Regions from separate parts of the Mus musculus genome. Here all the other regions are linked to region 1. A link is a loop called in an ENCODE intact Hi-C map of the cell type or tissue named here. Cell type or tissue: heart. All regions are shown on one strand.

Evidence for each region. Hi-C counts contacts between places; a loop is a spot of excess contacts. Peaks named below come from ENCODE experiments on the same cell type or tissue, not always from the same donor. Only the 100,000 strongest peaks of a DNase experiment are listed, where the experiment ranks them.
Region 2: a loop joins it to region 1, with 4 times the contacts of the local background. A loop is called at or near these places in 4 of 42 quality-filtered maps.
Region 3: a loop joins it to region 1, with 2.1 times the contacts of the local background. A loop is called at or near these places in 7 of 42 quality-filtered maps.

Annotation. Positions count from the first base shown.
Region 1 is chr12:80,573,111-80,581,110 of GRCm38, forward strand. Galnt16 (polypeptide N-acetylgalactosaminyltransferase 16) reads left to right here. Exons shown (of 15, transcript NM_001081421.2): 3 at 2,749-2,847; 4 at 3,392-3,459; 5 at 4,278-4,343; 6 at 6,855-6,976. Among named protein-coding and RNA genes, the nearest start is that of Gm23817, 46 kb to the right of the region's middle. In heart, a CTCF peak has its summit at 4,165 (motif pointing left); DNase peaks (open chromatin) are centred at 1,411 and 1,771; H3K4me3 peaks cover 998 bases; H3K27ac peaks cover 1,797 bases.
Region 2 is chr12:80,153,611-80,161,610 of GRCm38, forward strand. No RefSeq gene overlaps it. Among named protein-coding and RNA genes, the nearest start is that of 2310015A10Rik, 25 kb to the left of the region's middle. In heart, CTCF peaks have their summits at 544 (motif pointing right) and 4,327 (motif pointing right); no DNase peak of the experiment used is centred here.
Region 3 is chr12:80,494,915-80,502,914 of GRCm38, forward strand. Exd2 (exonuclease 3'-5' domain containing 2) reads left to right here. Exons shown (of 9, transcript NM_133798.3): 9 at 1,867-3,221. The coding sequence ends at 2,083. Among named protein-coding and RNA genes, the nearest start is that of 2310002D06Rik, 8.3 kb to the right of the region's middle. In heart, CTCF peaks have their summits at 1,518 (motif pointing left) and 3,623 (motif pointing right); no DNase peak of the experiment used is centred here.

The sequences.
Region 1 (8,000 bases):
TCCAGCCCTTCCCTCTTTAAACAGTAAAAGGCTGTGAACGCCCCTTGGCATCCTTTTCTTTTTTTTTTTTTTTTTTTTTTTTTTTTGGTTTTTGGTTTTTGGTTTTTCGAGACAGGGTTTCTCTGTGTAGCTCTGGCTGTCCTGGAACTCACTTTGTAGACCAGGCTGGCCTCGAACTCAGAAATCCGTCTGCCTCTGCCTCCCGAGTGCTGGTATTAAAGGCGTGCGCCACCATGCCCGGCGTGGCATCCTTTTCTTGCCTCCTTCCCTGGCCCCAGCATCTCCTGTAAAAGCATCCCGGTCTTGATCCTTGTTCTTCTCCTGTGGGAGATGGGCAAGGTCCTAGACCAGGGCCAGAGAAGCCTTCCACCAGTCAGTCCCTGCTTGGTGTGACTGGACTCACAAGGCAAGTCAGCAGCTCTCTTCCTGGGTTCAGTCTGATGTGTCCTATCTCGAGTATGTGCTATCACCTCTTATCTCTTCCTGCCATCACCTGCCATCATCAGAAACATTCTACTCCTTCTGCAGAACCCCTGCCCCCCCCCAACCCCCATGCCTGGCCTCATCTGCCCTTCAGTCAGCATGTGATATTCCTATGTTTTTATTTCCTTCTTTTCTTTTTCTTGATGTGTGTGGCAGGGTGTGTGTGTGTGTGTGTGTGTGTGTGTGTGTGTGTGTGTGTGAAGTATGTGCAAGACCAGGTTTTACAGTATAGCATAGGCTGGCCTGGAATTCACTGTATGTACTCCAGGCTAGCCCTAAACTTTGATTCTCTCCCAGTCTCAGCTCTCAAATGCTGAGATTACAGGTGCTAGCAAACCAACATTTAAGTCCTTTGTCAGTCAGCTTGAGGGCAGCTTCCTCTCTCTCTCTACTGCAAGCAATGGTAGGTTCATGTACTGCTGTTCTTCAAGACCTTCAGTGGACAGCCCTAATCATGGCTAACTCAGTCCTCAGGACCTAGGGGAATCTATGTCCTGACTTCATATGTCAACTGAGGGCTTGGCCTAGATCATCTGTGTCCACCTTCCCACCTCAACCTACCTTGGCTCTCCTCGTGTATTTGCTGAGATACTAAAAGGGGGAACACTGCTGGGGGCTTTGCACACCCAGGGCTGTGGTGGGTTGGTGAGGTGCCATGTGCTACTGCTAAATCCTCTCAGAGGGCTGAAGTAGATCAACGTGTGTGTGTGTGTGTGTGTGTGTGTGTGCACGCACATGCACACTTGTCGCAGGGGGAGCATAGGAGGTACCAGCCTGGTAAAGCCAATGTGCTCCTGCAAACCTTGCCTTCCCCAGATACAGCTTCCACTGGACTCCATGCTGCAGGCTAGCTCCTGGTCCTGGCCTCTGGCTGGGATGCTACTGTCAGAGTGGGAAATGACATAAGGCAGACTTGTTGAGAACATGAGCAAACCTTCCCAATATAGACATGGGACAGCCTCTTGAACAACTCCTGGCTCCTGGGAATTGGGTAGCTAGCTCTACCCGCCATCTAAATCCCAGAAGAATGTAGGTGCGGGGGAAGTTCAAGTCCACCCTTCAGACAAGTGTAGGAGGTTTGCCTCCTACAAGGAGAGAAAAACATTATTATCTAGCTTCTCTCCTTAGACATGACATCTGGGGACAAGGACAAAGAACTGGGACTCTGTAGAACTGTATTCCCCTTGGGAGCCTGGCTTCTGGGAGCAGAAGAGAGACCCTCCCCCCACAGCCCTCCCCACACAAGCAGTGGGACTCCCCGCCTGCCTGACCTGGCCTCTCTGCAGGGCAGGATGTGGGCCTGGGAATTCACACTGTGAGCTACTGTCAGTGGGGTGAACGCTGTAATGAAAAAAATAGTCATCGCTGGAGTAGTGTGGAGCGATTGTAATAAAGAACATCGCTTAGGAAAACCAGCGGAGGCGGGCGCCTGCCTTCCAGCGGTTTGGAGCCAGGAATGAATGCATTCACAGGAGCGATAGATAGGAAGGAAGGCCGGTGGGAATGACGGTTTTAATTCCCTTTGCTGAGATGAGAGGGAGCCGGGGATCCAAAGACAGGTTGGGGGACCCCGGGGCTGCAGAAGAGGGAGCAGAGTGGCAGGGACTGCCCTCAGTGTCTTCTGGGAAGCTGTTGTCCTGCAGGCTTGCCTCCGCCTGATAGCTCTTGCAGGGCTGTTAGTGCTATAGAGAGTGGGAGGGAAGTCCCTCCACCCCCACCCTGCAGGCAGAGTGGGAGGAATTTCTGGCCAGATCCTACCAGAGCTGGGAGACAGGGAAGAAAAAGCATCAGGATGTGAGAAGGCAAAAGGAAGGTGGTTTTCTCCCCAACCCATCTACCTCGCCCCACCGGTCTGCCTCAGCAGCAGTAGCCTCATGCTTTGGCTCCTGGCTGTATCCTGGAGCCTACACATAGACCCTAAACCTTCCCAGAAGTCAGTGCATGTGTGCATGTGTGTGGTGGTACTTTAGGTCTTTGGCAAAGAACCCCCAGGCTTAGGACGACTCCTCAATCTGCAATTTCCTTCCTAGACCCCAGGCCAGGTAGCAAGTGGGTGCTGGGCCCCTGTGGGATGGAACGTCATGTTGTAGGAGGCAGGCTCTATCCTAGCTTTGAGAATTCCTTCTGCATTACAGAGCTGTCTGTCCCAGGGCACAGCAAAGTGGGTATAGAAAAGCACTTAGCGGTCCAGGCATGCCAATACTGTTTGCCTTTGAACCCCCTCACCTCTGACCCCCTTCACCTCTGACTCCCGTCCTTTCTCAGTTGCCCATCCTTGTCCTATTCTTCGGACCTGCCGGCCACCAGTGTCATCATCACCTTCCACAACGAGGCTCGCTCCACACTCCTGCGCACAGTGAAGAGGTAATCCCCTCATCCTTATGGGCTGTCATCTCAGTGGCTCTGTCCCGTGGGGGTCTTTGGTGGCCAGGGAGTTTCTGACTAGTTTCTGTGTAGACACTGTGGAGGCAAGCTCTAGGAGGCTAAGTCTTGTCCAAGAAGCTAGATCTGGTGAATCTTTTGGGAGACACAAGAGGTCAAAAGCAAGAAGTCAAACCCAAGGTCAAATCCAAGAAGGTAGACATTGCAGCAGGCTCTGAGTGGAGCCTGGGCAGGCAGGGCAAGCTGGGTATCAGCCCAGCAGGTTCCTGGTAACCATCAGAGAGATATTCCCCTCCTGCACACATGCCACCTCCGCAGTACACTTAGATGCAAGTGGGACTCAGGAAGGAGTACCCAGAGACAGTGCTTGGAGTGATGAGGCCTGGGTATCCTTTCTCAGAGAGAGACAGGCGCCCCATCCCAGTCGTGGGGGTGGGCAGGAGCCTCCGTGGTGAGAGAGGCTTTTACAGGGATGTGTAAGAAAGGCTGACTGCAGGCTCGTTTTCTGTGCCCACTACTGTTCCAGCGTCCTGAACCGAACTCCTGCCAGCTTGATCCAGGAGATCATTTTAGTGGATGACTTCAGTTCGGATCGTAAGTACTCATCTTCTCTTCATCTGCCTCTCCATGCCCCCCGTCCTGGCTGCTCCCCCAGTTGTTGAGATGAGCTCTCTGCTGCCATCCTGGTTCTCACACATGGACCTCTGTCAAGCAGGGAATCGTTAGTCTTTTCTGGGATGATTTCCCTACCCTGGAACCCAACAAAGGGCAAGAGTGGCGTTGTTGAAATGATACACCTGTGAGATGACATTAAAAACAAAAATAAAAGCAAACGAACAAACAAACTGAAGCAAGGGGGTAGGGAGATGCCTGGGTAGAGAAGGTGCTTGCTCTACAAGCATGAAGAACTGAGCTCAGATATCCAGCACGCATGTCGAAAGTCAAGTGACAGAGGGTGCATCTGTCAGCCAGTGCTCAGGGAAGTGAAAGGGTGTGGGTGGATGGTGGGTGCCTCACTGGCCAGGTAGTCTAACCAAAACTATGAACTCCAAGGCAAGAGAGGTAGAGAGCCTGTCTTGGAAAAAGAAGCAACGAGGTAAAGAATAAAGAGAGAGACACCTGAGGTTGACCTCTGGCCTCCATGCCTATACACATGAGCAAGTGTACTCAGACAGATAGACGACACACACACACACACACACACACACACACACACACACACACACCTGACATAAAAGATCCCCTTTCAATATGCCAGGTGCTCTCTGGTGCCCCCTAGGGTAGAGTTGGGTTCATAGACACTAATGGTCCTCAATTAACCCAGGAGGAGTGGGCTGTCTTTCAGCCATGATAGCCAGTATGATCCGATGCCCATAACTAAATGAGCTTGCCTTCCTCCCCTCTGCCCCCAGCTGAAGACTGTTTGCTTCTGACCAGGATCCCCAAGGTCAAGTGCCTTCGCAATGACAAACGGGAAGGTGAGCGCTAGGTCTGTGTCCTGGTGGTCTTCTACCTCCGGACTCCTGTGCTGGACACTGTCCTAAGACCCTTCAGTCTGACTTGCTTCTTTCTTCTGAGAAATGGGACCGCGCTGGCATTCTTCTGCCTTACAGGGTTGCTATAAGGATGAACAAGAGTCTTGTGATGCAAAGCCCCAAGAAAATGGGAGGGAAGGAGAAAGGTGTGACCGACCAAGGAGTGTGTCGGAGCATCAGTGGTAGCACAGTGTGCTGTCTAAAAGCTTAGAAGACGCAAGAGAAGTTCCAAGCACAGTTCCTGTCCTAGGAATGTTTAATATGTACCCAAGGGGGTCAGAGTGACCCTCACCACAGTTGTGTTTCTGTGAATATTGTGGTGATGGAGGAGAGGGAGTAGGGTGAGCAGGAGGGTCTTCTGAGGTGGAGTGGGCCTCAATGGGGGGTGGGAGAAATAGGCCTCAATATAGAGAAAGTAGCAGGCATCTCAAGACACGGGTGATGGGGAGCAAGGGAGGGCGTGGCAGGCCAAGCACAGTGCAGTCAAAGGCGGGAGCTGACAGGTAGACAAATGCTGGTGCTAGCAGCCCCTCTCCCTGGAGGGCAGTGGCAGACATCGGCTCTGCTGACATGCTTGTCCTTAGGCATGACAGCCATTGCTCCTGTTCTGCCCACAGAGAACCGCGGTGCCAAGAGGGTCTGTAATTTTCCAAAGGTAGTAAATGGAGGAGCCAGGATTCCAGCTTGGGAGACACACTCAAAGGCCAGTCTTTTAGTCTCTCTCTATGTGTTCTTCTCCCTGTGAGAATCCAGGCCTGGCCAGCAAGGCAGAGACTGGGTGGCCTGATGTGAAAGCAGACCTTGAAAGGTGGTGGTGCATGCCTTTAATCCTAGCACTTGGGAGGCAGAGGCAGGAGGATTTCTGAGTTCGAGGCCAGCCTGGTCTACAGAGTGAGTTCCAGGACAGCCAGGGCTATACAGAGAAACCCTATCTCAAAAAACAAACAAACAAACAAATGAAAGAGAGAGAGAGAGAAAGAGAGAGAGAGAGAGAGGGAGGGAGGGAGGGAGGGAGGGAGGAAGGAAGGAAGGAAGGAAGGAAGGAAGGAAGGAAGAAAGAAAGAAAGAAAGAAAGAAAGAAAGAAAGAAAGAAAGAAAGAAAGAAAGAGAAAAGAAAGAAAGGAAGAAAGAAAGGAAGGAAGGCAGCAGGCAGGCAGAACATTCTTAGACTTGATAAGGTAGATAGCAGGGAGCCACAAAGCTTTTACAGTGAGAGAAATATGTAATAGATATTATATAAGAAAGGCCATTTAAGCCATAAGGATATCAGTGAGTGAAATCTTCAGACTATCATGGAAGAGGCTGAAGAGAAATGTCTCTCTGGCCACTACACAGTAGAGGTTATCATCACGCTTGGGAAGATGTTGTCCTAGGGTTTTGCCAATAGTGGATGAAAATTTATGGTCACATGTTTTCTCTATTCCTTTCAGAAGAAAGGTAAGGCTTAGGCCTTTTGGACTGCTGGCCAGTCAGATAGAGATAGGGGTGTGGCCAGGGAAATGTCTCCAGAAAGTGACCTATATCCAGAGGTCTCAGCATGGGGGCCCATCCCTTCCCACAGCTCACAGGACGTGGGTGGTTGCTCTGGCCTGGGCAGAACCAGCTAGGTCTCTGCTATCCTGACAGACAGTTCCCCACCGAGAGCCCTCAGCAGAATGTCCAACGGCAAAGCCAGTTAGTGAGCAGTTAGTGAAAAGCACTAGGAAATGAAGGTAGGGGACAGAAGAACTTAATGTATGGGGTCCTCTGGTTCCAGGCTACCTTGCTCTACTGTTTGATGTGACTGCGTTATGGTGGCTTCTAGTCTTATAAGTAAGAAAGAAACTGAGGCTTAGGGGTGGGGATGTAGCTCAATGGAAGAGTGTTTATCTAGCATGTACAAGACCCTGTGTCTGATCCTCAGGACTGTAGAAAGAAAAGAAAGGAAGAGGGTGGGAAGGAAGGAAGGAAAGGAGGGAGGGATGGAAGAGAGGAGGGATGAAGGAAGGGAAGAAGGGAGGGAAGGAGGAAGAAAGGGAGAGAGAGAGAGAGAGAGGAAGGGGGGAAGAAGGAAGGAAAGAAGGAAACCGAGTGAGGCTCAGAAAGATTAAACAACACACTCAAGGTGACTGAATGGCTGGCATACAAACCCAAGCCCTGCTCAGTCAAGAGGATTCTCCCCTGTCACATCTGGCTGTGCAGCTGGAAAGACCCATGAAGGTTCTCAAAGGGATAGGTTTTGTCATCTGGTCTGTCACTGACTCAGCTTGTCACCCCATCTGCATCTACAGCATTGAGTGACCCTGGGTGACACTGAAGGTGAGGGAGACAGGAAGGGAGGAAAGAAACAGGCACAAAGGGGAGGCTAGCTAGCCACGGTAGCTCAGAGATCTCAGCCCCTGAACCAGTGAGGACCCCGGGACTTTGGGTGACATTGATAGGGTGGTGGCTCAGCCCCTTCCTTTCCCTTTGCAGGACTGATCCGGTCCCGGGTTCGTGGGGCAGATGTGGCAGGAGCCACAGTTCTCACTTTTCTGGATAGTCACTGTGAGGTGAATGTGGAGTGGCTGCAGCCAATGCTGCAGCGGGTGATGGAGGTGAGAACCCCCTGTCTGTGGGAGCTGGACCCCCTTCAGGAGATGCCCTCAGTGTTCGCAGCCTTCACTATCTGCAGAGCTGAGCTGGCATTGCAGGTGGCCTCAGGATCTGCTCCCCCTAAGAGACCCCACCCATCCAGCTGTCTCTCCTGAAACAGGAGTATGATTGTCATGTTTGTTCTCGCTGGGGGATAAGAGTCACATTGTATGGGAGTTTGAGCCAAGACACTGTGATAGGTGCACAGGATCCTGGGCTGGGGGAGTCTGTGGTCAGGCTGGAAAGCCTGGTGGGAGCAGGACAGACTGGAATTCTCCAAGAAAGAAAAGGAGGGAGCAGGGGCCTTCTGCCGCGTGTCTGCTGTTCGTCAGGATGGGCTGACAGAAAAGGATGAGGTCCTTACAAGGGAACCCTAAGAGGGCAGGTAGCCCTGCCTGGGTGTGGTACATGTGCCTATAGTCCCAATATCGGCAGGAGGATCATACCTGAGTCCAGACTGCATGGTGAAAGGAAGAAGGGAAGATGAGGGAGAAGGAAGGAGAGGGGAAAGAGGAGGAAGGGAAAACAAAGGAAGAAGAAAAACAGCCCAAGTTTTAAAACGACAATGGATTTGAATGAGCATTTGTTTAAAGACTTACAAATGGCCACACACAAATAAAAATAGCTCATGGGTTCATCATTTGGGAAATGTGATTGTACCTCATACTTACAAGGATGGCCAAAATCAAAAAGACAGTAACGAGTGTTGTCAGGGTGCACACACATGGGAGCCCTCACACATTGCTGGTGGTAGTGGCAAACAAAGCAGAGACGTTAGAGAACAGTCTGGCAAGTTCCTGAAAGTTGAAATAGAACTACCCATTTGACCCAGCAGTTCCCCTGCATCCTGCAGCGGTCAGAGGGGGCGTCACGGAGCAGGAGAGATCCCAGGAACGCTTAAAATGACACGAGAAGAAAAGAGGGAAGAGTAGTGCTGTGCCTGGAGATGGGTGTGTGCAGTGATCTAGTCCAGACTAGAGTTTTCCA
Region 2 (8,000 bases), 420 kb before region 1:
GAAAGAAAGAAAGAAACCTCTTGAAAAAAAACGTATGGTGGGAAAGATGGTTCCATGTACAAAGGTGTTTGCCTTGCAATCCTGGTGGTCTGCGCTTGATCTCAAGGACACGGGTAAAGGAGGAAGAAGAGAACCAAGTTCACAAAGTTGTCCTCCTATAGCATGCTTTCTCTCTCTCTCTCTCTCTCTCTCACACACACACACACACACACACACACAAATACTTTTCTTGAAAAGTTAAAATCACATGACTGCACTCCTCAGAAGAAAACACTGAACACGTGTTTCTTCCTGTATTATTATTTTTTCTTTCTTTTTTTTTTTCGTTTTGTTTTGTTTTGTTTTGTTTTTCAAGACAGGGTTTCTCTGTAGAGCCCTGGCTGTCCTGGAACTCATTCTGTAGACCAGGCTAGCCTTGAACTCACAAAAATCCACCTCCTTCTACCTCCTGAGTGCTGGGATTAAAGGCATGCACGTGTGTTTCTTATAACTTATTCTTATAACTTCTTATCGATATCAAACGTAGCTACTCCTACAATACACCAGCAGGTGGCGCCTTAGCATGCTGACCACACGGAACTAAAGATAGGAAGGACCTCAGAAGCAAGAAGTGTCTGAGTCTCATGCCATCCTCCTCTCTCCTCCCATTTCTTCCCCAAGCCATAGAAAACTGGAAACCCTCTCCCTAAAATAAGTCACAAGACCCAGAAAGGCCGCTCCTCTGCCCTACCTCTCCTGACACCAGGCTATCAGATTCTCATTCCACAGAATCTTGCTTCTTGCCTATGATGGGGCAGAGTGGGCAAGAAGAATCAGAACAGAGAAGCCTATCTGCCCCCCCCATTTATTATGTATAACAGGTGGGTATATTATGGATCTTGAGCCTCCCCCAAAGGGCTTGCATATTGAAGGCTTGGTCTCTAGCCTGCTGTGCTCTTGGGGACATGATAGAACATGACGATTTGAAGGTAGGGACCTGGGGAGGAAGTTGGGACATTAAGGCTGTGCCTTTGAAGGGGAACCTGGGACCCTGACCCCTTCTACTCCATCCCCTGTTACCCAACATTGTGAGCTGAGTCCTCCTCCTACACCATACCATGCTACGGCAGGCCCAAAGCAGCCAGGCACATGATCACAGCTGAGGCCCTCGAGACTACACGGCCCTTTCCTCAGATTAAATTGTCTGTCTCTGGTGTTTCATCACAGGGATAGAATACTGGGTAACACAATTATCGTTACTCAGACACCTTTCTCGTCGAACTATTTCCCTCATAATTTAACTGAGCCTTCGAGTGCCTGTTTCTGAAGGTCTCCATGTCACATACAAGTTTGATAAGTCAGTGTGCTGTGTGTTTTCTCTTGTTATCCTGCCCGTTGCTGTGGCGAGTTCACCGGGACACCATGGGTTGCAAGGAAAAGCTTCGCTCCTCCCTGTCCTGATAGAAAAGTTCTGGCGCTTGGTTTGGTTTGATTTGGTTTTGGTTTTCAAGACAGGATTTCTCTGTGTAGCCCTGGTTGTCCTGTCCTGGAACTCCAGGCTGACCTCAGGCTCACAGAGATCTGCCTTCCTCTGCCTCCTGAGTGCTGGGATCAAAGGTGGGCACCACCTGACATAAAACAAATCTTTAAAAAAGGAAGAAGAGAAATTGTGAGAGGGAAAAAAAATGCTCAGGCAAAGGAGTCTGGGAGGGCCTTATGGGCATAGGGTGGGGTATGAAGAGTCCTTGCTGACCCTAGAAAGAATGATGTCCTCCTGGCATTTGGGAGCAAGTCATCTTGCAGGCCAGCCTCCTCTTTGGACACTATGCAACTGGAGCGGCCTCTGATCCCAGACCCACTCATGGACACATGGCTCCAGAATTATTCACCCTCTGCTCCCAGAGTTGAGTTTGCATATGAAACTTCCAATCTAACAACTGCCAAAGACAGGAGAGAGAGAGAGAGAGAGAGAGAGAGGGAGAGAGAGAGAGAGAGAGAGAGAGAGAGAGAGAGAGAGAGAGAGAGAGAGAGGTGCAACATGTAAAAAAGAATTGCAAACACACCGTTGGTATTTCTGCTCATTCTCTTATGCACAGCTTTCCTCCCTGGGCAGCCTCGGGAGCTGACTCTCTCTCTCTCTCTCTCTCTCTCTCTCTCTCTCTCTCTCTCTCTCTCACACACACACACACACACACACACACACACACACCTCATAGAAGCCTCACAGAGGCACAGGCCCTTCCCTAAGTCACAGGCCTTTGAAGCCCAGGTTCCTGAGCTGAGGGCCAGGGTTGGCAGGACCCAGTCACAGAGCCAATCCCTTCCCACACGGCTGAGACGGCTTAATCTTTGCTCCTCAAAGCTTGGGTCTGTCTTCCTCCAGTCCCTAAAGGACCAGACAGAGGCCTCAGAGGCCTTGAGCCTGGGAAACCATTAGGCCTGTGGCCACTGCCCAGGGGACTTCCTACCCTTGTCTTTGTGCCTTGCTCAGCTGAAAGTTCCCCAAATGTGGAATGACAGGACCATGAAGTGGCTGGCCTCCCTGTTGCCAACCTTCCCCAAAGTTGGCATGCTGCTGCCCTGACTTCTGAGGCCCTGAGAGAACCTGGGCTTACATTCATGGACTCCTTTCTCTGTGGAGAAGGCATCCTGTGAGCTCCCCACAGAGCAGACCCATGGTCACCAGGACTTAGCTCACAAACAGCCAGCCAGAGCTCTTCCCTGCTCCCTGGATGGTTCCTAGGAATCAGCTGCCCCAGGAGCTGATGCTAGCCCTGCAGCTCCACACCCCCCCACTCCCTCCCACTGCAGCCTATTCATGGCAGATGGGGCATTTGAGCCCAACAGACATGCTGTGCCGGACCATTAAGACCTTTGCCAGCAGCACAAAGGTGCCCCACATCACCAAGGTGCTAAATTCACATGAGGAGAACCATGTAATCACATGATCGAATGGCAGCAAGAAGCAGGCTCAGGACCCCTGATAAGAAGAAAAGAGGAGGGGGAAGGCATGTCAAGGAAGGGGGAGGGCGAGGAGGAGGCCACTGGAGAAATGACTCAGTGGATAAGAGCACTGGCTTTCCTTCCAGTGGACCCAGATTAGATCCCCAGCACCCACATGGTGGCTCGTAGCAGTCTGTAACTCCAGGTTCAGGAGCTCCAACCCTCTATTCTGGTCTTCTCAGAGGCACCGTATGCACACAGTGCACTTTATATATACATGCAGGCAAAACAAACATAAAGTTAAAAAAAAAATTCAGACAGGGTTACTGCTCTGTGTAGATCTGGTTGTCCTGGAATTCACTCTGTAAATGAGGCTGGCCTCAAACTTGGAGATCCGCTTGCCTCTGCCTTCCAAGTAAGTGCTGGGATTAAAGCCATGTGCCACCTCCATCTGGCAAATACACATTTTTAAAAAGAATATATGAGTCGGAGCTGGACAGATGGCTCAGCGGTTAAAAGCACTGACTGCTTTTCTGAAGGTCCTGAGTTCAAATCCCAGCAACCACATGGTGGCTTACAACCATCTGTAATGGGATCTTCTGGAGTGTCTGAGGTCAGCTACAGTGTACTCGTATAATATGTATATATGAAGAGAGAGAGAGAGAGAGAGATGACTATTTGAAAGTTCTTGTTTATGTCCAGAAAAAAGTCCCTTTTAGTAATGCTGAGTTTTTAATCTATGTTGTCTCAAAGTGTAGATATAAACTCGTTTAGATTGGTTATTGCGCCAACCTAGAACATTCAAGGGACAAATCCGTAGTCTGCCCCTCTTAAACCCACCCTCAGAATCTCTGGGACAGAGCCTAGGACCCTGCTTGTTTAAAATCCTGTTTAAATCTGAAGTTTCAGAACCATTACTAAGATGAACACATTTTGCTTTTTGGATCAGTGAGACCCCAGATGTGAGAAGTCAAGGCCTTAGGTCCTCGTCTCTTAAAATAAGGGTAAGAAGCTGGGCATAGCAGCTGACACCTTTAACCTCAGCATTCTGGAGGCAGAAGAAGGTGGATCTCTACGAGTTTAAGGCCAGCCTGGTCTACATTGTAAGTTCCAGGACAGCCAGGGCCATATGGAGGCCCTGTCTCAAAAACACCAAACATAAAATAGGATAATAATGATAAGTGTAAAGTTAGAGCAAGTGTAAAACACTTGTCTTAGACCAACATAAAGTAAGTGCTTAACGCTTGGTAGCCATTCTTTTCCTACTAATGGGCCTAGGTGCTTCTGTCGCCACTCTGTGCTACGGCTGTACATAGTCACTCACAATCCTGGGACCTGTTCTAAGTCCTCCAAATGGGTAGATTGGCTGCACTTTTCCATTCTATGAAAAGCTGTAATTTTACATCTGGCCACTAGAGGGCAGCATCTGCCTATCTTTTATTTTTAAATTGGTCATTTATTTTTATTCATTCATTCGTTTGCTTGGTTGGTTGTTTATTTAAACGGGGGTTTCTTTATGTAGCTCTAGCTAACCTAGAATCCCCCAGGTGGCTCAGGCTGACCTTGAACTTAAGAGCGAGCGCTAGACCTGCCTCTGACTTCCTAGTGCTGGGATTCTCTTTTATTTTTAAGTTATCTTTCTTATCTTAAAAAACACTTCTAAAACAGCATTTTCTTCCCCAGTTGTGTGGAAGGCAAGCTGGCTGAGAATTACATAGGCTTCTCACTTTGCCGCAGCATTCCGCTGATGTGCACCCTCCTTCAAGAAGTCCTTTATGACTACTGTAACTTAAGATAAAGCCTACAAGTCCACACACAGCTTATTAAAATACAGTTTATATAATACCCTAAAATACTTTTCTTTAAAACCCAGTTTTCCCAATGCCTCGAATTATAAAGTAACAATTTTGTTCCTAAGCCTAGGGTCTCCCACACATGCCCAGTGACAGTTTACTGGTCATTGCAGTGCCACACAACTGCACACCAAAATACCCCCCCACTTTCTGTCTGCACAGGCTACCATTCTCCACCCTTCCAGCTGGGGTATGTGTGGAAAAATATACAGGAAGCCTCGGGGGAGGTGGGGTGGTAGCTCCTTCTAGACTCTCAGGGTTCCCACCTCAACCAGGCTCCAGGAATGGCTTCCCACCCTGCAGAATCAAACCATTCTAGCACTTGGAAGGACTGGGTTCCCATCTCAGGAGCTAGACAGAGGTTCCCAGTGATAGCCACTCTCCAAGCAGAACCTGGAGAATGGTCAATATGTCCATTTGGGCATCCACCACTACATGAGGTCTATGTGGGAGGTTAAGAGGCAGACATGGAAAGAGAATGAGGGACAGACAGGTAGCCAGCCAGTGGTGGATAATGGTGAGCTATGAGCTACCACAGTAGACAGCTGGACTGGACTATGAATAGGGACACAGTGAGAAACCAACCAATCCCTGATGTAAGCACGTGGAGGCACTCATACCCCATCCCTGAAGGAGCCTGCTGGTCCTCAGACTGGGTGTCTTCTGTGCTCCCCTATGGGCCTGTACGAAGGTACAGGCGTTGTGGTAGCAGCTGGAGGCTCCCTATAGCTGTCCACCCAGTCCCAGCTCCCCTTTCCTCCAGCCACAGCCTCTGGCCCAGGACAGAAATCCCTTCATCCCCCGTCACTGTGGGTATCTGTGGTACATGCTGGCCTTTGAACATCTTTTGGCTGCTTGCAGAGCCCTAAGATGTTGCCGTGAATCCACGTGGCTGGGATGGGGCTGCACACCCCACTGTAAGATGTGCACAGGACCTAAGTGAGGCCAAGCCTACAAGCAAATCCTATGCTCTGTTTGGGGTTGCCTTATTGCATGCCCACAGTGGATATCACTCCCCTCACCCCCATGTGTTTCTTTACTAGCCATGGAAAGTTGGGGAAGCTAGAGTTAGCAGCTGCCATCTTGCCACCTTGGGGAGAGAGGTATTTGAGAATGGGGTCAAACCAGAGAGAATGAAACCCTGCTCTGTTGCTTGACTCCTGCCTGAGCATTATGGGAAACCAGCATTACCCTGATACATCAGTTATTTAAGCCAGTAAACGGTCCTGGCTTCACCAGCTTTGGTTAGGATTCTAACCGGTGATTATAGAGTGTCACAGCTGTCACTGGGTTGGGCCATTGATGAACTATTTTATCATCTGGTCCTGATCTTCTATGAAACCCAAAGACTCCTGCTGGCTCTCTTCTATCCTCTCACTTGCTTTGGCTTCAAACTTTGCTATTGTGTAGCGTGCATTGAGCTTTCCAGGAGATGGGGTTAGCTCTGCCATAGCCTACCTACTGGTAGGTTAGAAACACACTCCAGGTCCCCACTTGTCAACAGAAAGGTCCGGGCTGGGCTGTCAGGCCTCTCCACGCAGCCATTTTCTTTCCCTTCGTGTTTGAATTTGGCCAAGCTAATGAAGTCTCTAACCAACCCAGTGTTTCTCAACCTGTGGGTTAAAGGACCCTCTTACAGGGGTTGCCTAAGACCATCAGAAACATAGTTACATTATGAATCCATAGTAGTAGCAAATTATAGTTATGAAGTAGCAAGAAATTGTACGGTTAGGGGTCAGCACAGCATGAGGAACTGTATTAAAGGTGACAGCATCAGGAAGGTTGGGAACCTCTGCTCTAACCCTCTGTATTCCTACTGCGTTCCCTCTGTAGCCACACTGGGTTCATCCCCATCTCTCTGTAGCCAGGCTAGGCTCCGCCCCTTCTCACTTTACCAAGTGAAACTTTGCCTTCAGTAGAGCCTTGTAGGTGTTCTTCTAGACAAAATATTCTGGATGGGCAAGAAGACACCATTCTAATTCCCAAACAAAGTACCAAGTTAACCGTGAGCCTTGATTTTTGTATTATTGGGTGTGTCCCACTTCCCTTGCTGGGTATGAGTATTGAAATCACGTAAGCTTGAATTAGGAAGGACCTTGTGCAGACGTGGTAGGGTGCGGAAAGGTGACACCAGTGACTTCCAAGTTGAGGAGCAGATCTAGTTAAGTGCTTCAGCACACTGTGGCTCATTAAATTCAGAATCCTGTGGGGACACTTTCCATTTGAAGAGGTGGGTTTCTGTTTGTTTGTTGTTTGTTTTGTTGTTGTTGTTTGCTTTGCTATTGTTTTACCAAGTTCTGTTGGAGTTCGTCAAAAGACCCTTACTCAGGCTGGTGAGATGGCTCAGTTGGTAAGAGCACCCGACTGCTCTTCCAAAGGTCCGAAGTTCAAATCCCAGCAACCACATGGTGGCTCACAACCATCCGTAACGAGATCTGACGCCCTCTTCTGGAGTGTCTGAGGACAGCTACAGTGTACTTACATATAATAAATAAATAAATAAATCTTTTTTAAAAAAAAGACCCTTACTCAGAAAGACCACAGAGACCGCCGCCATCGCTGCAAACCGCATGAGGAATTTTATTGATCCAACATGTTGGGGACTCCCCTCTCGGCATGCAGGCCAGAGGAGAGAGACCAAGAACAAAGAAAGAACACACTTTTTATACCTTTGTAAGGGGCAGATTTGAGCAACAGGGTTCTCATTGGTGTCATTGGTTGGTTTGTATAGTGACTAAGTAACCCTTTGGCCTAGTGACTCACTTTGCCTGCCCCCATGGTGGGTTATTATGATTTGGTCAGCAAAGTAATAGTACATTAACGTCACAGCTATTAACGAACGTCAGGGGAATTCTTGCAACAAGGTCAGGGTGGTTTGTGGTCTTTGTCAGAATTCAGTGTGGGGCAGGGGGCAGGAGAATTGCTAATCTTGTTATTGTTATTTCTCTTGAGAACAGCTAATATTGTTTTGGTAGCTGCAGGCTTAATCATTTTGACCACTAAAACTCTGTTTTTACATTTGTTTAGTCAGCCAGCTTCCTTATCTGGCTCTGCACTTGGCCTGCAAGGACAGTTTGGGAAGTCCTTTTTGAAGGGGGAAAGTACTGGGTGGTTTTGAATTCATTTTGGATATTACAGTTCCAGGCCTTCACTTTATTCTTATAAAATACATACTTTTATGAAATTGTGACCATCACTATGGCCCGGGCGCTTTTTCAGCTCTCA
Region 3 (8,000 bases), 78 kb before region 1:
ATAGGAAAGCCGATGCTCAAATTTCTATTCAGTGGATCTGGACAGTTAGCGCAGTGAGACAGGAAATGCGAATGAATGCACTGGTCACAAGTCTCACAAACCTAGGTGTGAGGTGTGAGACACAGAACCACATGTGCTCCACTTCGTGGCAATTAAGGTATTCCAAGGTATTAATTGGCTGTTATTTTCATCTTATGTGCTGATTTTAGGATTTACCTCTATAAAAAAATCATTAGTCCCAAGTCCACTTAATTTGACACGTGATCTTATAGAGTCAACAGATACCTCACGATCAGCAAATCTCTCTCTCTCTCTCTCTCTTTTTTTTTTTTTTTTTTTTTGGTTTTTTGAGACAGGGTTTCTCTGTGTAGCTCTGGCTGTCCTGGAACTCACTTTGTAGACCAGGCTGGCCTCGAACTCAGAAATCCGTCTGCCTCTGCCTCCTGAGTGCTGGGATTACAGGAGTACACCACCACGTCCAGCTAACCATAGACCTTTCTAATAAGTCGGCTGCTGAGTTAGAGGATAGATTGAGGCTGAGAACGGGCTGTTTGGGGGCAGATTGAAACTAGTGGGGTTGGTGGTATTTGGAAGGCAGAGGCAGGTGTATCTGGGTGAGTTGAAGGCCAGCCTGGCTTACAAAATGAGCTCCTGGTCAGGCAGAGCTACCTAGAGAGAGCTTGTCTCAAAAACAAAAAGTAAGCCCAAACAAAAAAACAACCCCAAAACAACAGTGGGAAATATGAAACACCTGCAGATGTTTGGAGAGCCCAAAGTTGCTGAGCTGGTGGGGGAGTTTAGGATGAAGGATTGGAAATATAGATGTTGGGAGAGGAAAGAAGCTTGGAGCAAGGGACTTTTTTGAGAAATGTGGTTTCACTTCTTGAAGGAGGTAGAGTGAAGTTGTGGGAGGCTCTGTTCACATAGTACCAGAAGTTTTCATGGTTTCCTGTCTAGCTGGGGACTAGGCCCCGGGGGTGGGGGGTGTTATCTTCTGCTGTACACTGTTTGCATAGCTGACAGCCATAGGAACTCTCATGGTGACCAACACACTCCTTACCAGTGTGGTCTGACATGCTTTCTGTGAGGAAGAAGGCACTAAAGAAGTGGATCACCTTGAAATTTACACCCAGGTCTGCCAGTATTCTGAGAAATCAGCCATTAATAATTAATGGCTTACAGAGAAGTAAGTTGTTCCCTGAGTAGCCTCGAACCAACAAATACAAGATCAATATTTCTAACCTATCATCAGCCAGGCAAGATTTCCCTATAGAGATAAGTATATATGACCTTCCCATAAATATAACTTAAAACCCCCAAATCTCTCCAGTTTGAGCCTGTATCCTACACATTAAGAAAAAAATAGAGGGGCTGGTAAGATGGCTCAGTGGGTAAGAGCACCCGACTGCTCTTCTGAAGGTCCGAAGTTCAAATCCCAGCAACCACATGGTGGCTCACAACCATCCGTAATGAGATCTGATGCCCTCTTCTGGAGTGTCTGAAGACAGCTACAGTGTACTTACAAATAATAAATAAATAAATCTTTTTTAAAAAAAAAAGAAAAAGAAAAAAATAGAGGTTAAAAAAAGATATTTTGCCGGGCGTGGTGGCACAGGCCTTTAATCCCAGCACTTGGGAGGCAGAGGCAGGTTGGATTTCTGAGTTCAAGGCCAGCCTGGTCTACAGAGTGAGTTCCAGGACAGCCAGGGCTACACAGAGAAACCCTGTCTCAACAAACAAACAAACAAAAAGATATTTTAAAAACATTTAAAACACAGTGTCCTTTGGGGTCTATCTCTTTATCTGCCTAGGAGATTGCCCAGTGATTGTTTAGCTTATACCCTTTACGACTTCATGTTTTGGCAGGATATACAATGAAAGTTATATTCCTCATGGGCTAAAGGTGGTACAGCGTCACACCGAGGGTGGGCTGCGCTCCCTCATGCAGCTGGAGAGCCGCTGGCGTCAGCACTTCCTGGACTCCATGCAGCCTAAGCACCTGCCCCAGCAGTGGTCAGTGGACCACAACCATCAGAAGCTGCTCCGAAAGTACGGGGATGACCTTCCCATCAAGCTGTCATGACTGCTGCTGCCTGCAGGTCAGGACAGGCAGGAAGCAGGAGCCAAGGTCAAAATCACCTCCTACTGTTTAATGTTCTTAATGGGGGAAGCCCTGGTAACTCAGCTCAGAGTGCTAACCTACACTGATCCCCTGGTACTTCTGATGGAGCAAGGCTGTTGTTTGAAGGGGAGCTTATGGTTTTGAGTTTAGTTGGGGAGTCTATTCTTTTCTCCTCCTTTCTCTCCTATTTTTGTGTGCAAAAGAAGCTTGGCCTTCATTTTCACTCTCCCTCTCTGCTTTTCCTAAGAGGGAGAAGTCTTCTCTGAAGTAACTTGTCAGGCCCTGGGAAGACGTTTGTAATTCTCTCTGCTGCATTGGTTTTTCCAGGCCAGGGAGAACTTTTTCCAGAGTTGAAGAAGTGACCCAAGAGTCACTTTCCTATTCCCAGTTCAGCCTCACTATTTTAATCTTTCTTGCTCTCCCATATGTATTTGTTTGGGGCCCATTCCAACTGTATTACTTGGATTTATTTTACATGCTTGAAAATGTTCTCATTCAATGCATACAGGACCAAAGGCCAGCTTGCTATGGGCTTCTTCCCTGTCCCAGGGGAAGTCCTTTTCTGGAAATGGGTGTTCAGCTGGCTGGGCTGACAAGCGCTGACCCTTTCCCAGGAGAGCTTTGACACATGGCTCAGCCTCTCCTCTGGTTGCATGTCTCTTGTCCTGCTTCTGAGGACCATGATTTCTCAGAGTCTGCGCCCACTTCCTTTGGTGTTCATGTTCATGCAATACTAACCTCTCCTTAGTCCTTAATTCACTCCCAGAGCCATTTGGCCAGGTTTCAGTATGAGGACTTCGCCTCCCCTAGAGCCTGAGACACTAAAATTATCTGATACAATAGAAGTTTAAAAGGGTAATGTTTCACCTTTCAAAATGTTAGACTACTACTTTGAGTATGAAATCAATTTATTAGCAATTAGAATTTTTTCTAAACTATTAGGAAAACTTTCTTATTTTATAAGATCTTAACAAGATTGAAAAGAATTTTATGCCCAGAATCCAACAAGAGTTCTATTTTGGAATTGTACCCAAGTTGCTTATAACTGATCTGACATTGATAAATAAAACAACTTCAAAGCACAAAGCTCAGTGATTGTAAATGTGAAGCTTTTCTTACTAACGTTATGAAATCAGTAAGTATTTTGGGGAGAGTTACTACTTCTTCTGCAGAGTCCCTGCCTCGTGGCAGTACTGTGATACTTATATAGCATGGATACACCATACACACTGCACCACAGCCTTTGGGATGGGTTTGCAGTCCACAAACACTTGTGCGTTTTACACTCTGCCCCTCTGCCCTGCCTTCCCACCTGTCCTCTCAGGCGTTTCTGGATCAAGTCTAGACATCCATATAAACAAATAGTACCAGCTTCTTTTGGGAAATTTATGTTTAATATAGTAGATTATCACAAAGCCTGCGGCACCTGGCTGTGGGAGCTCAGTGAAAAAGCCCAAAGAGGAATGGGAGGCCAGCTCGGTTCTTGGCCATGGTAGTTGTCAGGCTTCCACAAGATGGCACTCATAGATTGGTTTTTATATCCATCCTCAAGAAATGAGCAACTTTGTATACGTAGTCATTTAATATGACTTGTGACCTGTGTTTCAAAATATTTGTAGCTAATTTTGAGTCACTTCTATAGCTTTATAAGAAAACTTTTTTTCTGGAACAAGAGAGATGGGTTCTCCTAGTCCTCCTGATTTGCATAGGAAGAAGTGAGAAATACTGTGAGGGACAATTAAGGTATACTGGTTGCTATGCACTCCAGTGGAGACCCCACAAGGTCCAGTGTAAGAGAGCCATCAGCAAAGGGAAAGCTAGTCTGTGCAACTTATGTCCTTTTAGCTTTTCAGAAGAGCATTGCTGTGTAGATTGGAATCTATAGTCTGAGTCTATCTTGAAATTTTGAGCCTTTCCCTACGAGTGAAAGTTGCCATCTTCAATGAGAAATTTTAGAGTAAACCTATTTTTCTGATATAAAATACGCAAAGCCAGGTGTGGATAGCACTTTTCTGTAGTCTCTATGCATGAGGAAAAAGCAGGAGGATGTCGGATTTGATGCTAGCCTGGATTACACAATGAGTACATGCTCATTAGAGAAGAGCCTAAAGGAAAAGTAACAGTGGTCCATCTCCCTTCCGTTTGGAACAGAGCTAGGCTTTGGTGATGTGCTTAAGAATCTTCATTCCGCCAGGTTGGTGGCGCACACACACCTTTGATTCCACCATCCCAGTATCTCAGCATCCCAGTACTGGAAAGCAGAGGCAGGTAGATCTCTGAGTTCAAGGACAGCCTGGCTTACATAGTGAGTTCCAGGACAGCCAGAAGTATATAAAGAGACCCTGTCTCAAAAGAAAAAATATCAGTATTTTAAAATATGTATATGTATAATATTTAAATTTAAATATAAAGTTAAAATTATCATATGTGTGTGCATGCCTGTGTGTGTGTCTGATGTTTGTATGCATCCTGGCTTTTTTCCCATTTGCTAATATGGCATCACCAAGTAATTTACTTTATCTTTAAGTCTTTGAAAATAAAGTTCTAAAGTGTGCTGGCTCATGGCTATAATCCTAGCCCTTGGCAAGTAGAGGCAGGAAGATTAGAAGTTTAGGCTTATCTTCAGCTACATAGTAAGTTTAAGACTATTTGAGCTACGTGAACCCTTGTCTCAGGACAAAACAAAACAACAGAAGACCAATGAATATTAATGTTAACATGTTTCCAGTAGCTCTTATTTGGTTATGTAGCTCCACACTCTGTTCAAAAGCATGGTTGTTTTGAATCTTTCATTGCCAGTTATGGAGATAAACTTTCTTGTATATTTCTGACTCTGTACTTGGTAATTTCTTTAAGATAGAACTCTGGAAACTGGAGTTGAGGGGAGGTGTCACTGTTGCAGTGGGCACTAATTGATGTTAGCTTGGGAGTAGCATACACCTTAGAGAGTTCATCTTTAGCTCCAAGCGTCCTGTATATGGATTGAGCTATTCTGTGAATTGGGATGGACCCTGTATGCCCTGGCTCTCGTGTTAGTGGCTTTGGGCCCCTTCTTGCTTCCTCCTGTCTACCATTCTTCATTACTATGTTCCCTTCCCTGCTTCTGCAGTCAGTGATTTTTTTTTTTTTTTGGACATAGTTTATTAAAAAAATTTTAATGTAAATTTTTCAATTAAAAACTTTTTTATTTTAAAATAAGGTTATAGATGGATTCTTTTATGAAAATAGATCTGTGTTTAATAACTTGCCATTGTAAAGTGAATGAAGCACACATCCAGGGATTTTCTACCATTTAAGAATACAGCCATAAGTTACTTATTCTTACCCATGTCACGGACGGATCAGATGACAAAATGTGTTTTGTTGAAATAAAGCCCGCTTAATACCCCCATTCTCAGCTCTTAGGAACCCAGCAGGCAGAGACTACTTCAGTTTAGCTTCTTATTTGACCTCTTTAAACATTGAATTCTGATTTACCTTGCTTCCAGGATTTTTTTTCCATTTGTTTATCTTTTAATTTTCTTCACTAGGTCTCATTTAAAATGTACTTTACATTTTTGTATATGGGCTGTTTGTATGTGCATGGGTTCATGTATGACAGACAAGCTCAGGATAGTCCTCTCCTTCTGCTGTGAGAGTCCCTGGGATCCAGCTGGCATGGTGCTAAGTTTCCTCTTCCCACTGAGCCACTGAGCCTTCTCATGGTTTATTAAGGGACACTCCCCAAGAATGGGAGTGAGCAAGTGGAGCCAGGGGAGCAATTTCCCCCAAAGATTTGATAGCTTACTAATTATTATGTATTTGAAACGAATGGGGAGGGGCAGGGGCCCTTCTAGTCACTTGCCTTGAGGGACTAATTGAAGGTCAACCCAAACGTGCTGGAAAATAAGCCTCTTGCTTTTGCATCGAAAAGAAAATAAATGATTCCCCCCTCCCCCACATTGTTGTTGTTTTCAAAAATTGTACAATGGTAATTTTTAGATCTTAAAAAAAATCCATTTTTCTTGAGAGAAATGTGCAAAAAGAGGCTAGAAAGAGGGTGAATCTTGCTAAGACAACACAACATGAGTAATATAAAACTACTTCAGCTTTTATTTTGGATCTAGCTTATTCTTCTGACTCTTGCCAAGTTCCCTATGTTGGACTCTTCCCATCCCAGTCCTGGAGCACAGTGATGGTGATGCCAGCAGACAACCCATGACCCACAGCAGCAGCACCCTTTCCTGCCTCCTGCATGGAGATGCAGTGGTGACCCGCTGAGGCCGCATGCCATTTGACATGCTGGAAAGGCACTGATCACATTTCCTTGTTACTTTATGGCCGTCTCTGATTGGTGGTCCCAATGCTCTGGGTAACTGGACCAAATGGATCATTGTTTTAGAGATAATCAAGATCTGACTTTCTCTATATGGGACTAAGGAATGCTTCTATAACCTAGTTTCTGCGACGTAGGTTGTGGCTTTGCTAATGTATATGTTGCCTTCAAGGCCACTTTTTTTTTTTTAAAGATTTATTTACTTTATTTATGTGAGTACACTGTAGCTTTCTTCAAAGACACCAGAAGAGAGCATCAGATCTTATCACAGATGGTTGTGAGCCACCATGTGGTTGCTGGGAATTGAACTCAGGACCTCTGGAAGAGCAGTCGGTTCTCTTAACCTCTGAGCCATCTCTCCAAGCCCTCAAGGCCACTTTTTATTGTGAAAGGTAGTACATCCTCCAAACTGAACCTAAAACACTTAATTTCCATTTCCTGGGATTTCTCTCCCTTGATGAAAAGGTAACTAGCTGCCTTTCTCTCAATATCACCCATTGCTTTGGGCCTACAGTGAGGCAGATGATCATAGCAGAGAGGGTATGTAAAATCTGTTTTCCTCATGGTGGCTGAGAAAAGATGGGAAGGGGCCAGGGGCAGGTGTAACATCAGGTTGACACCAATTAGTCAGAATTCAAAAAAAAATGACATAGTGAGTGTGACAGTTATCACTGTCAATTAGACACAGCCTAGCCAGGCGTGGTGGCGCACACCTTTAATCCCAGCACTCGGGAGGCAGAGGCAGGCAGATTTCTGAGTTCGAGGCCAACCTGGTCTACAAAGTGAGTGCCAGGACAGCCAGGGCTACAAAGAGAAACCCTGTCTCGAAAACAAAAACAAAACAAAACAAAAAATTAGACACAGCCTGGGAAGCATCCCAATGAGAGTTTGTCCAGATCAGGTTGGCCTGTGGTCAGGGTTGTGGGGGATAATTTTGATTATGACAATCAATGTAGGAAGAACAGTGCCCACTAAGGGCAGCTCCGCTCCCTGGTTTTGCAATCCCGGACTACTTAAAAACGAAGAAAAGTAAGACAAGCACAAAGTAGCATCTTGCACGTGCTCTTGCTGCTTGGACTTTAGATACAAGTAGTTGCTTTCAGTTCCTGATTTAACATTCCTATAATAATGGACCATGTCCTGGAATTATAAGCTAAATAAACTCTATCTCCCCCTTTTAAAAAAATCTGCTGAGTTTATAGTCAGCATTATTTCAAGCACAGTGTGTGGTTCAGGATAATTTTGAGTTGGATTGATTTCCTATATTTTGCTTCTCCAAGGTCTCCCTTGTCAGGCTGCAACATGTTGGGGCACAGTTGGGATCTGACTCCTCAGGTCACCAGGGTATTAAGTCCTGGATAAGAATCAGAAACCAGAGCTAAAGATACGGCTCAGTAGAAGAGTGCTTGCTAGCATACAGTAAGGCCCAGGTTCATTCCCCAGCACAGAACCTCACCATTGAACATACCAGTAAGTAAAACAAAATGAGATAATTCAGAAGTGGTAGGTAGTTCATGCCTGTATTTTGGAACTTGGGAGGCTGAGAAAGGAGAATCACTACAA